2 separate regions of the Homo sapiens genome follow, and region 2 is linked to region 1. Evidence: read pairs that join two places in POLR2A ChIA-PET (ENCODE). Cell type or tissue: PC-3. All regions are shown on one strand. Region 1 overlaps CBFA2T2 (CBFA2/RUNX1 partner transcriptional co-repressor 2). Region 2 overlaps CBFA2T2 (CBFA2/RUNX1 partner transcriptional co-repressor 2).

Region 1 (5,000 bases):
CTGGAACTCCTGACCTGAGGCGATCTGCCCACTTCAGCCTCCCAAGGTGCTGGGATTACAGGTGTGATCCACCACTCCTGGCCCAATTGTGATTTTTGTTGTTGTTGTTGTTGTTGAGACAGGGTCTTCCTCTGTCACCAGCCTGGAGTGCAGTGGCATGATCTTGGCTCACTGTAACCTCTGCATCCTGGGTTCAAGCCATTCTCCTGGCTCAGCCTCCCAAGTAGCTTGGATTACAGGCGCCCACCACCACACCCAGCTAATTTTTGTATTTTTTAGTAGAGGCGGGGTTTCACCGTGTTGGCTAGGATGGTCTTGATCTCCTGACCTTGTGATCCACCCACCTTGGCCTCCTAAAGTGCTGGGATTACAGGCGTGAGCCATTGCGCCTGGCCAATTGTGGTCATTTTTTATTGCTCCTCAAATTACCCCATCTTTGTTAGTGGGAGCCTCTTCACATTAACTCTCTCTGAGTCCTTGGGACATAACTCCAGAAGTGATTGATGGCCTGATTGCTTTCTGTTATGACAAGTTTTGTACATTTTCTGCCCTATACCTGGAGTTGACTATTTTCCTGAAGAGCTCTGCTTCCTTTTATTGGAAAATGCTATTTAGGATCCATAATCTGAGTGCTAGAAGTGAAAGACCCACCTTGTTTTCCTTTTTAAATAACAGTATTTATCACCTCACATGGTTTGTATGGGTCATAATTCTGAGGTGCCTTAGTTCGATGGTAGTGGCTTGGTGTCTGCTGTCAAGATGGCTTACTTACATTGTAGGCAATTTGATACCGGCTATTGGCAAGATGTCTCAGTCTCTCCCCATGTGGAAGGCTCTTAGGACTGCTTGAGTGTCTTCACAACATGGTAGCTGGCTTCCTTGAGAACAAGTGATCCAAGACAGCCAGCAGCATCTTTGGATTCATTTTCTTGTCAGCAGTGGGGTGTAGTGCTCTAGCTGTGAATTCAGACAACCTGATGCTGACACTAGCTATGTGGCATTAACTTGTTTGAACATTACTTTCCTTAGCTATAACTTTGAGACAATAATACCTACCTTATAGGCCCTTTAACATAGGACCTTTGTAGCAATGCAGGGAACTAGAATAGTCTCTGACACTTAGTGAGTACACATGACAAACACTGAACCTGCTGGTGTTACTATTATTACCACCATCACTGGTATGAAATGAAGCCCTAAAACCTAGTAATTAAGTTGCCCTTGACAGAAATAGCCTTCCTTCCTATTTGTCAAAAATTGCCATGACAGAAATATTGTTTACAGATTGCAGATATATCCCAAGTATGGTAGAAGGTTAAGGGTTAGAGAATTATAACCACACCTGTTTGACTATATATATATATATGCAGGGGATCTTTCATGCCGAATCTGTATTCATGTAGATTTTAGTATAGGATATGTGTCATGTAATGTGACCCAGGAAGAAGCCAAGACCCCCGCCTTCCCCTGGCCATCTTTTTTTGCTTTTGCTTTTGCTTTTTTTTTGAGACGGAGTCTCGCTCTGTCACCAGGCTGGAGTGCAGTGGCATGATCTCAGCTCACTGCAACCTCCACCTCCCGGGTTCAAGCAATTCTCCTGCCTCAGCCTCCCGAGTAGCTGGGATTACAGGTGCGTACCAACACGCCCAGCTAATTTTTGTGTTTTTAGTAGAGACAGGGTTTCACCATGTTGGCCAGGATGGTCTTGATCTCTTGAGCTTGTGATCCGCTTGCCTCGGCCTCCAAAAGTGCTGGGATTACTGGTGTGAGCCACAGTGCCTGGCCTTTCTTTTTCTTTTCTTTTTTAAAGATGGGGTCTCACTGTGTTGCCCAGGCTGATCTCAAACGCCTGAGCTCAAGCGACCTGACCACCTTGGCCTCCCAAAATTGCCCAGGCTGATCTCAAACGCCTGAGCTCAAGCGACCTGACCACCTTGGCCTCCCAAAGTGTTGGGATTACAGGTGTGAGTCACTGCACCTGGCTACCACCACCCACAATCTTTTAACTTTTTATTTTAAAATGTAGATTCACAGGAAGTTATAATGAAAAATGTACAGGGAGGTCCGTTGGACCCTTCACTCAATTTGCCCCAGTGGTACCATTTTGTGTAACTATAGTATGGTATCAGTTGTCAACCTTCGATTTTTATTTAGCAGAAATTGACTGAGCAGCTATTATATGCTAGCTCTTTGAGGTATAAAGGATTAAACTCTGACCTTATGGGTTTCTGTCATCTCTCTGGATTTTCATTGTTATTGTTCTTAAAATATTTTTTATTTTGGCGACTCATTGTTGACACTTATATTAGCAGTTATTTTAATGTTAAATATTATGTTATTTCTGACATTTATATTTGCTCTGTTTTAAAACAATTTTGCATTGTGTCCCCATCTTCCATTTATAATCTTTACAGCATCAGAACCATGTTGCCTGCATTGTCTTATTTTAATCACGTGCCAGTTTTGCAGTGCTACCAAGTCTGGATCTGAGAGGCAGCTTGTGTGAATCATTTACATACATTTCTGTTTATATTCCCCAAATTAATTTGCAACTTTATATTTTTCATCCAATTATATGTTCAAAACATATTTTTAATAATTGATTTTAAGAAGGAATTTGTTATATTAGGATTTAAAAACTGGCTCAAAAAACAGAAGCTATTAAACAATAGCAGAAACCAGACAGTATATAGGACTTTAAATGGTAATTGCTAAACATTTGAATGTTCCCAAAAATGTGAGTCTGTGTGTCTCTGTGTGTCTCTACGTGTTATTCCACTAGGGATTTGCACAGATAGGTTTTGCACAATATCCTTGCTGTTATTGTCAGCCATAAACAAATTACACGTATTTAACAAGTTAATGTCAGATTGGCCAGGAGCCACTGGGAGGTGTGTACTTAGTGACATCAGCTGGCAAAGAGCCCTGGTAACAGGGAGGGTTGGAAGGGTAGTGGAGAGAGAGGAAGCAGGAGGGAGGGAGAAAAAGAGAGAGACTGACTGTATCTGGGGATTCTGGCAAGGTGAAGAGCTGGTCTGTTTGGCAGGACCTTCCCATCTGGGATCCATCTGTGTTTCCCTGGAATGGGACAGGCAGCTCTAGTCAGTGAGAAATCGCAGATGTGAGAGAGCTGACACATGTCCAGCTAATGAAAGGAGGAGGAAGGCTGGTCTCCGATTGAGCTTTGAAGATTAGGAGGAGAAAAAGAGGAGCTTTGGAATATCTATTTCAAATAAATTTGGTGTATTTAAGAATCTGGATTGTTTATAATTTGGGCATTTGGGGTAAGTACATTTTAATATAGTTTTGGGGGTTAAAGTGCACAATTCTCTGCCTTTCAAAGCTTTTTACTTCTTTCAAATTACGATGATATGAATGTTTCTTGGTATTTGATACAAGAGTTCAGCCTTTCTACTCAGTTTTATTTTAATGCTTCATTTTATTTATGTTTCTATTTTTCTGTTGCCAACCTTATATTTGAATGTCATGCTTTTTTGAATGCAAGGTTTACTTAATAATTAGATGTAGTATATGAATTCTACAGCTAGAAAAGTAGTCCCACAAATATTTCTGTAAGGTTTTCCACGTTGGATTGTTCTGTGATGTTTAGAGGGAATTTTTTTCCCCTTTAGTATGCATAATACAAATAGGCCATATTAAAAAGATGGCTCATAAAACGCTCTTTTCTATTGTCAGATTTTATTTCAGTATATGCAGGCAAATTATAACTAAAAGAGGTTGAAGCAAAACTAACAGCATCTCTTCGTTTTAGATATATCTAACAGTTTTTCATTTACATTTTGCTCCTATGCTGTTTTCTTCTGTTTTCTTGCTACATATAAAATAAATAACATCAATGAATCTGACTTGAATTGTGAGTTTGGGGTAGTTTTGTGATGCAATAAATTCATGTGCATATAACTACGTACTGTGTTCTGTAGTCCTGGTTAGTTTGTGATGCCTATTTTAGATTTTTGCTATTTCTTATATATAAGAAATAGAGATGGGTCTCACTGTGTTGCCCAGACTAGTCTCTTAAACTTCTAGGCTCAAGTGATCCTTCTGCCTCAGCTTCCCAAAGTGTTGGGATTGCAGGCATGAGCCACTGCACCTGGCCACTTTTTACTGTTTCCATACATTGTATTCATGTTTTTGAGGCCTTCGAATCTAGGCTTCCTTTCCATGTTCTATGGAAAGAACATGAGTTTGGGAGTTACACAAACTGTGTACCCATTATTTACTAGTTCTGTAATCTCAAGCAAGCCACTGTTCTCTTTGAATCTCTATTTTGTGTAATTCCTGACTGATGTTGTTATTGGGGAAATTTGTCTGGCACATAGAAAGCATACAAGTTGGTTTCAAGAGTTCTAGATGTTCACTTTTTTTGCTGCGATAGATTCCTAAACCCCTTGCATTTTTAACTTCAGCTCCTGGGCAAGAATGGGTCTGGCCTGTAGTTCTAGTTTTCAGGGCGCCCTTCCTCTTGCTGTACTCGTCTCAGATTGTCTGCATCTATTCTAAATGTTCTATGCTATATTTGCCAAACTATACCAGAACAGAAGAACTTTGAAAAAGTCAACAAGCAGGAGTGAGGTACTGAATTGTACTGCTTTGTGACGACACTGTTGAAATTGTTCCCCCCACTCCGCGACCTCCCGCTGGAAAATTGTTTTTCCCCCGTGTATTACAAGTCACGCAAAAATTCTACCATTTCTCAAATAGAAACTTTAAAAAATATTTTTATTCCTTAAAGTTCTTCAGCCTTTATTTATATTAATTGGGTAATTAAGTGGACAGTATAGTACTCTTCAATTTCTTCCTTCAATTTTATAGTCAGATTTCTTGAGGTGGAGGGGACTTTTTTCTTTTTCTTTCTTTTTTTTTTTTTTCCGAGATGGAGTCTCACTCTGTCGCGCAGGTGGAGTGCAGTGGCGCGGTCTCGGCTCACTGCAACCTCCACCTCCCGGGTTCAAGCTATTCTGCCTCAGCCTCCCAAGTAG
Region 2 (5,000 bases), 57 kb after region 1:
GAGGTCAAGAGTTGGAGATCAGCCTGGTCAACATGGCAAAATCCCATCTGTACTAAAAATACAAAAATTAGCCAGGAGTGCCAGTGCACACCTGTAATCCCAGCTACTTGGAAGGCTGAGGCACAAGAATCACTTGAACCTGGGAGGCTGAGGTTGCAGTGAGCTGAGATCACACCACTGCACTCCAGCATGGGTGACAAAACAAGACTGTGTCTCAAAAAAAAAAAAAAGATGTAAGCATTGGAGAAAGCTGAATAGAGGATACATTGGAGTATAAGTGTTGCCCTTGAAATCCAGAGACCAGATTCCCTCAGCATCTTACCTCTCAACGTTCTTCTCTCTGCTCTGACACATCTTTCCCAAAGCTGCATTTCAGTTTCCTCAAGGACAACACTGATGTACAGAAATCCTTGTCCCCCTAAGTTTGATTCAAATATATCTTCTCTGGCCAGGTAACACCCATAATCCCAGAATTTGGAAGGCCCAGGCCGACTTGAGGCCAGGAGCTTAAGACCAGCCTGGGGAATGTAGCATGACTCCTTCCTCTACAAAAAAAAAAATTTAAATTAGCTGGGCATGGCCAGGCACGGTGGCTCACGCCTGTAATCCCACCACTTTGGGAGGCCAAGGTGGGCGGATCACGAGGTCAGGAGTTCAAGGTTGCAGTGAGCTATAATCATGCTACTGCACTCCAGCCTAAGTGACAGAGCTAGACCCTATCTCTGAAAAAAAAAAATTTTTAAGCAAATACGTCTTCTCTGTGAGTCAGTAGTGTCCTGTACATGTGTACCTCCATCATACTGTAATGAATAGCTTAGTTGCCTCTTTTCCCACTAGACTATGAGATCTTTGAGGGGAAGAAACAAACAATTATGCTCTTAATATAAAATAAGGTTTTATAAACTAGCTGAAGGAGGAAGGTGTTTATCCCTCTCATACAGGACTGCCCTATATCCACTATGTATGTAAACCTGAGTCCATTTCTCTGGCCTAACTCACTATTTCCCTGTGTCACACAATCCATCCTTTCCCCTTGTCTACCCACAAGTATACTTAAAATCATTCATGTAGCCCTTCCATACATTTAATCTATTTGTGTTTGCTTTTCAAGACCTGATTGCTTCCCTTGCAGTAGATATAAAAGAGTGTCATTCTCTTACACTTAGTTTTTATTCCTGATTACCAGAATTACAGGTTTCTTTTGCTGTATTGTGCAAATGTCATATACTTAAAACAGATATAACGTTAACTTTAAAAGAATTTTTTTGGTATGAAATGTGGGAAAGTGTTCAAACATTTTCCTTTAATATGTTTAAATTGGACATACCCCTTTTCCCTGAAGGAAAATGTCTTAATGTTTACCGAATAATAAATATGATATATTTGGAAAATCCAACATAATTGCACACTCAGAAATAACTGTTATTGTGATTATTCTCCCAGGCATTAAATATATGATATAATATGCATGTGTGTTATTTTTGTAAGTGGATTCTTAGAAAATATAATGTTCTGTTTCTGGTTTTTCACTTAACAGTATTGTAGGTACCTTTTCTGCCTTAATGCGTACAAATCTGCTCTACCCCCTCCCTGCATAAGCATTCTGATACATGACTCTTGTAATTTTAATGTAGCTTTCTGTTGGTAGATCTATATATTTTCCTTTTTTTTTTTTTTTGTTAGGAAAATATATTGTGATAGCGTGGGGGTAAGTTGCATGTTACATACTATGTTTTTGAACACTTACAAAGTTTCTAAAAGTAAATTCCTAGAAATGTTATAGCTCTTTCTGGGGAGCAAGCAGGGATTCAGAATAATCCCCATATTTCATTTTGTTCGTTTGTTTTAATTTGTTATCATACAGTGTTATCGGCAATTGAAATACAAATATTGTGTGAACTTTGAAGAAAATATTTTTATTTGTTCATTCCCCTTAGCAGAGTTGCTGAGTCTCATTCCTAATTTGAGGCCTAGACTTTTGGGAAAACACAGAGGACGTCCACCTTTTAGAGAACAGTGATAACTTACCAATGGGGGTTTGCCGGTTGGGAGTTATTCTGGTATGCATAATGCATACAGGCCACTTGAAGGTAGAAGGCAACTATTCTTTTTTCTTTTGCTTCTGGTGGTTTTTGTTTGTTTGTTTGTTTGTTTGTTTGTTTGAAGATTTGGGGGAAGTTATGCCAGGAGGTAGGGGGCAGAACTTGGAAAAAGAAATGAACTTTTGAAAAAATGTGACACTGGGTTACTGAGTCCAAAATGTCTTAGAGTTGACATCCTAGGCCAAGTCATTATCTCTGTAACAGGAAACATTGTAAGCTTGATTGCCTGTTCCTGAAGTGACTTGCAATGAACCCCTCAATATCAGGGATCAGAGTGCCTCTCTTCATGGGTAGTGAGAAAGGCAGTGCCCTATTCTGCAGCCTAGGCTGCTGGGCAAAGGGGAGAATTTGGTGGTGGTGAAGGGAATCAAGGAGGGTTTCTGTCATAAGAAACCAGTGTGGTTTACCTTTGCCAGGCGTCTGAGTTCCTGATGATGTTCCTGCAGTTATCCTTTTCCTTATGATTTAAAAGTCTTTAGCAGCTGAGCACGGTGGCTCACCCCTGTAATCCCAACACTTTGGAAGGCTGAGGGAGGAAGATAGCTTGAGCTCAGGAGTTCAGGACCAGCCTAGACAACATAGCGAGACTGCATCTCTACTAAACATTTAAAAAACAAAATAAAAAGACCGGGCGCGGTGGCTCTCCCTTGTAATCCCACCACTTTAGGAGGCCGAGGCGGGTGGATCACAAAGTCAGGAGTTCACCGTCAGGAGATCACAGGAGGTGGAGGTTACAGTGAGCCGAGACCGCGCCACTGCGCTCTGGCCTGGGCAACAGAGCAAGACTCCATCTCAAATAAATAAATAAATAAATAACATTAAAAAAAAAAAAAAAGAAGAGTTTGGCACTATAAGTTTTGGAAGTCCAGTTTTGGAAGTTGAACAAGGTTATTTATCTTTTCAGAACTCAACAGTGACAATTGAGGAATTCCACTGTAAGCTCCAAGAAGCCACAAACTTTCCCCTTCGTCCTTTTGTGATTCCATTTCTCAAGGTAATTTGATAATTACTGAATATAATTTATCTTGAATATTTCCTCAAATTCTGCTAATCCCTGTTACGTGATTTAAATCAGAGCCGCTTGCCACGTTTTTAGATCTTTATTTTGGGCTGGTAGAGAGGTCTGAGTGCAGTTAACAGATAAACGTCAGGTTTAATGAGATGAGAATTGCAAAAGCCTTAAGTTGTGGTCTGTGTGCAGACACTGCTGCTAACACATAGAAGTAGCTAGCATAGGAGAGAATAGGAGGTGCTTGGGCTGGAAGTGTGAAAGTGGAAGGGAGGCTGAGGTCCTAGCAGAAGAAATAACTGGTCACTAATCCTTTGGGTATAGTCAGAGTGTGAAGAGTGTTGTCTGAGAGGCTGTCAGACAAAAGGCAAGGTCTTTGCAGTTTAGACTTACTCTAAGGTCAGGAGACGATGTAGGAAGACAGTGTTTGTGTCTCCCCGAACCCCAGATAGTCTAGTTTCTAAAGATGTCTTCTGCAATAATGTTCTCTGGAGCATAACTTTTGGAGAGATTGTTCTGCATTATCATGCTTACATGATAAATGAAATGAGGCCATGTTATATATGTTATATTTACATGGAATAAAATCTTCTAAACAGCTTTTGGCCAGTCACGGTGGTTCACACCTATAATCCCAGCACTTTGGGAGGCCAAGGCAGGTGGATTGCATGAGCTCAGGAGTTCAAGACCAGACTGGCCAACATGGCAAAACCCCCGTCTCTGCCAAAAAAAAATAGAAAAAAAAAATAGCCAGGCGCTTGTAGTCCCAGCTAGTTGGGAGGCTGAGGCAGGAGAATCACTTGAACCTGGGAGGCAGAGGAAGCAGGTGAGCTGACATTGTGCCACTGCACCCCAGCCTGGGTGACAGAGTGAGACATTCTCAAAAATAAAATAAAATAAAGAATAAAAAAAGAAATATTTAAGAGTAAGCCGCAAGGCCGGGTGTGGTGGCTCACGCCTATAATCCATGCACGTTGGGAGGCCGAGGCAGGCAGATTACCTGAGGTCAGGAGTTAGAGACCAGCCTGACTAATGTGGTGAAACCCTGTCTTCACTAAAAATAGAAAAAATTAGCACATGCCTGTAGTCCCAGCTACTCACGAGGCTGAGGCAGGAGAATTGCTTGAACCTGGGAGGTGCAGGTTGCAGTGAGCCAAGATTGTGCCACTGCACTCCAGCCTGGGTGACAGAACAAGACTCTGTCTCAAAAAAGAAAAGTAAGCTGCAGACATTATACATCTAAATACTTAAATACAGGTATCAAATCAGGAAAGTAACATTCATACAACACTGTTACCTATAGACCTTATTCATATTTCACCACATGTCCCACTAATGTCTTTTACAACAAAGAAAAACTTGGGAGGGAGCATAGTTCTGGATCTGACTCAGGATCACCCATTGCATTTTGTTGTCACGTCTCTTTAGTCCACTTTAATCTGGCACAGTTACTCAGCTCTTTGTGATCTTGACGTTTTTACAGAATACAAGATAGTTATTCTATCTGCGCACCTGGATTTGGTTTTCTCTGGTGTTGATTTGATTAGAATCATTTAACAGAAAAACTGTATTCAATTGTTACTGTATTTTGAATTTTGTCAATATTTATGGAAATTTGTTTTCTCTCTTTTATGAGTATCTCTATAATACCTTTAATTTTACTGCCTTTTTTTTTTTTTTTTTTTTTTTTTTGGGGAGACAAAATCTCGCCCTGTTGCCCAGGCTGGAGTGCAGTGGCGCGATCTCGGCTCTACAACCTCTGCCTCCCGAGTTCAAGCGATTCTTCTGCCTCAGCCTCCAGTGTAGCTGGGACTACAGGCACGCGCCACCACACCCGGCTAATTTTTGTATTTATAGTAGAGACTATTAATAGTAGCGACCATATTGTC

What was found. ChIA-PET counts read pairs that join two places held together with the same protein. Peaks named below come from ENCODE experiments on the same cell type or tissue, not always from the same donor. Only the 100,000 strongest peaks of a DNase experiment are listed, where the experiment ranks them.
Region 2: POLR2A ChIA-PET joins it to region 1 with 11 read pairs; 5 of 35 experiments call an interaction of 5 or more read pairs at or near these places.

The regions. Positions count from the first base shown.
Region 1 is chr20:33,559,391-33,564,390 of GRCh38, forward strand. All of the region lies in intron 1 of CBFA2T2 (CBFA2/RUNX1 partner transcriptional co-repressor 2), which reads left to right. Among named protein-coding and RNA genes, the nearest start is that of CBFA2T2, 72 kb to the left of the region's middle. RefSeq lists an enhancer at 2,773-3,067. In PC-3, no CTCF peak of the experiment used is centred here; a DNase peak (open chromatin) is centred at 2,911; H3K4me3 peaks cover 706 bases; H3K27ac peaks cover 797 bases.
Region 2 is chr20:33,616,511-33,621,510 of GRCh38, forward strand. It overlaps CBFA2T2 (CBFA2/RUNX1 partner transcriptional co-repressor 2), which reads left to right. Exons shown (of 11, transcript NM_001032999.3): 4 at 3,007-3,096. Among named protein-coding and RNA genes, the nearest start is that of C20orf144, 43 kb to the right of the region's middle. In PC-3, no CTCF peak of the experiment used is centred here; no DNase peak of the experiment used is centred here.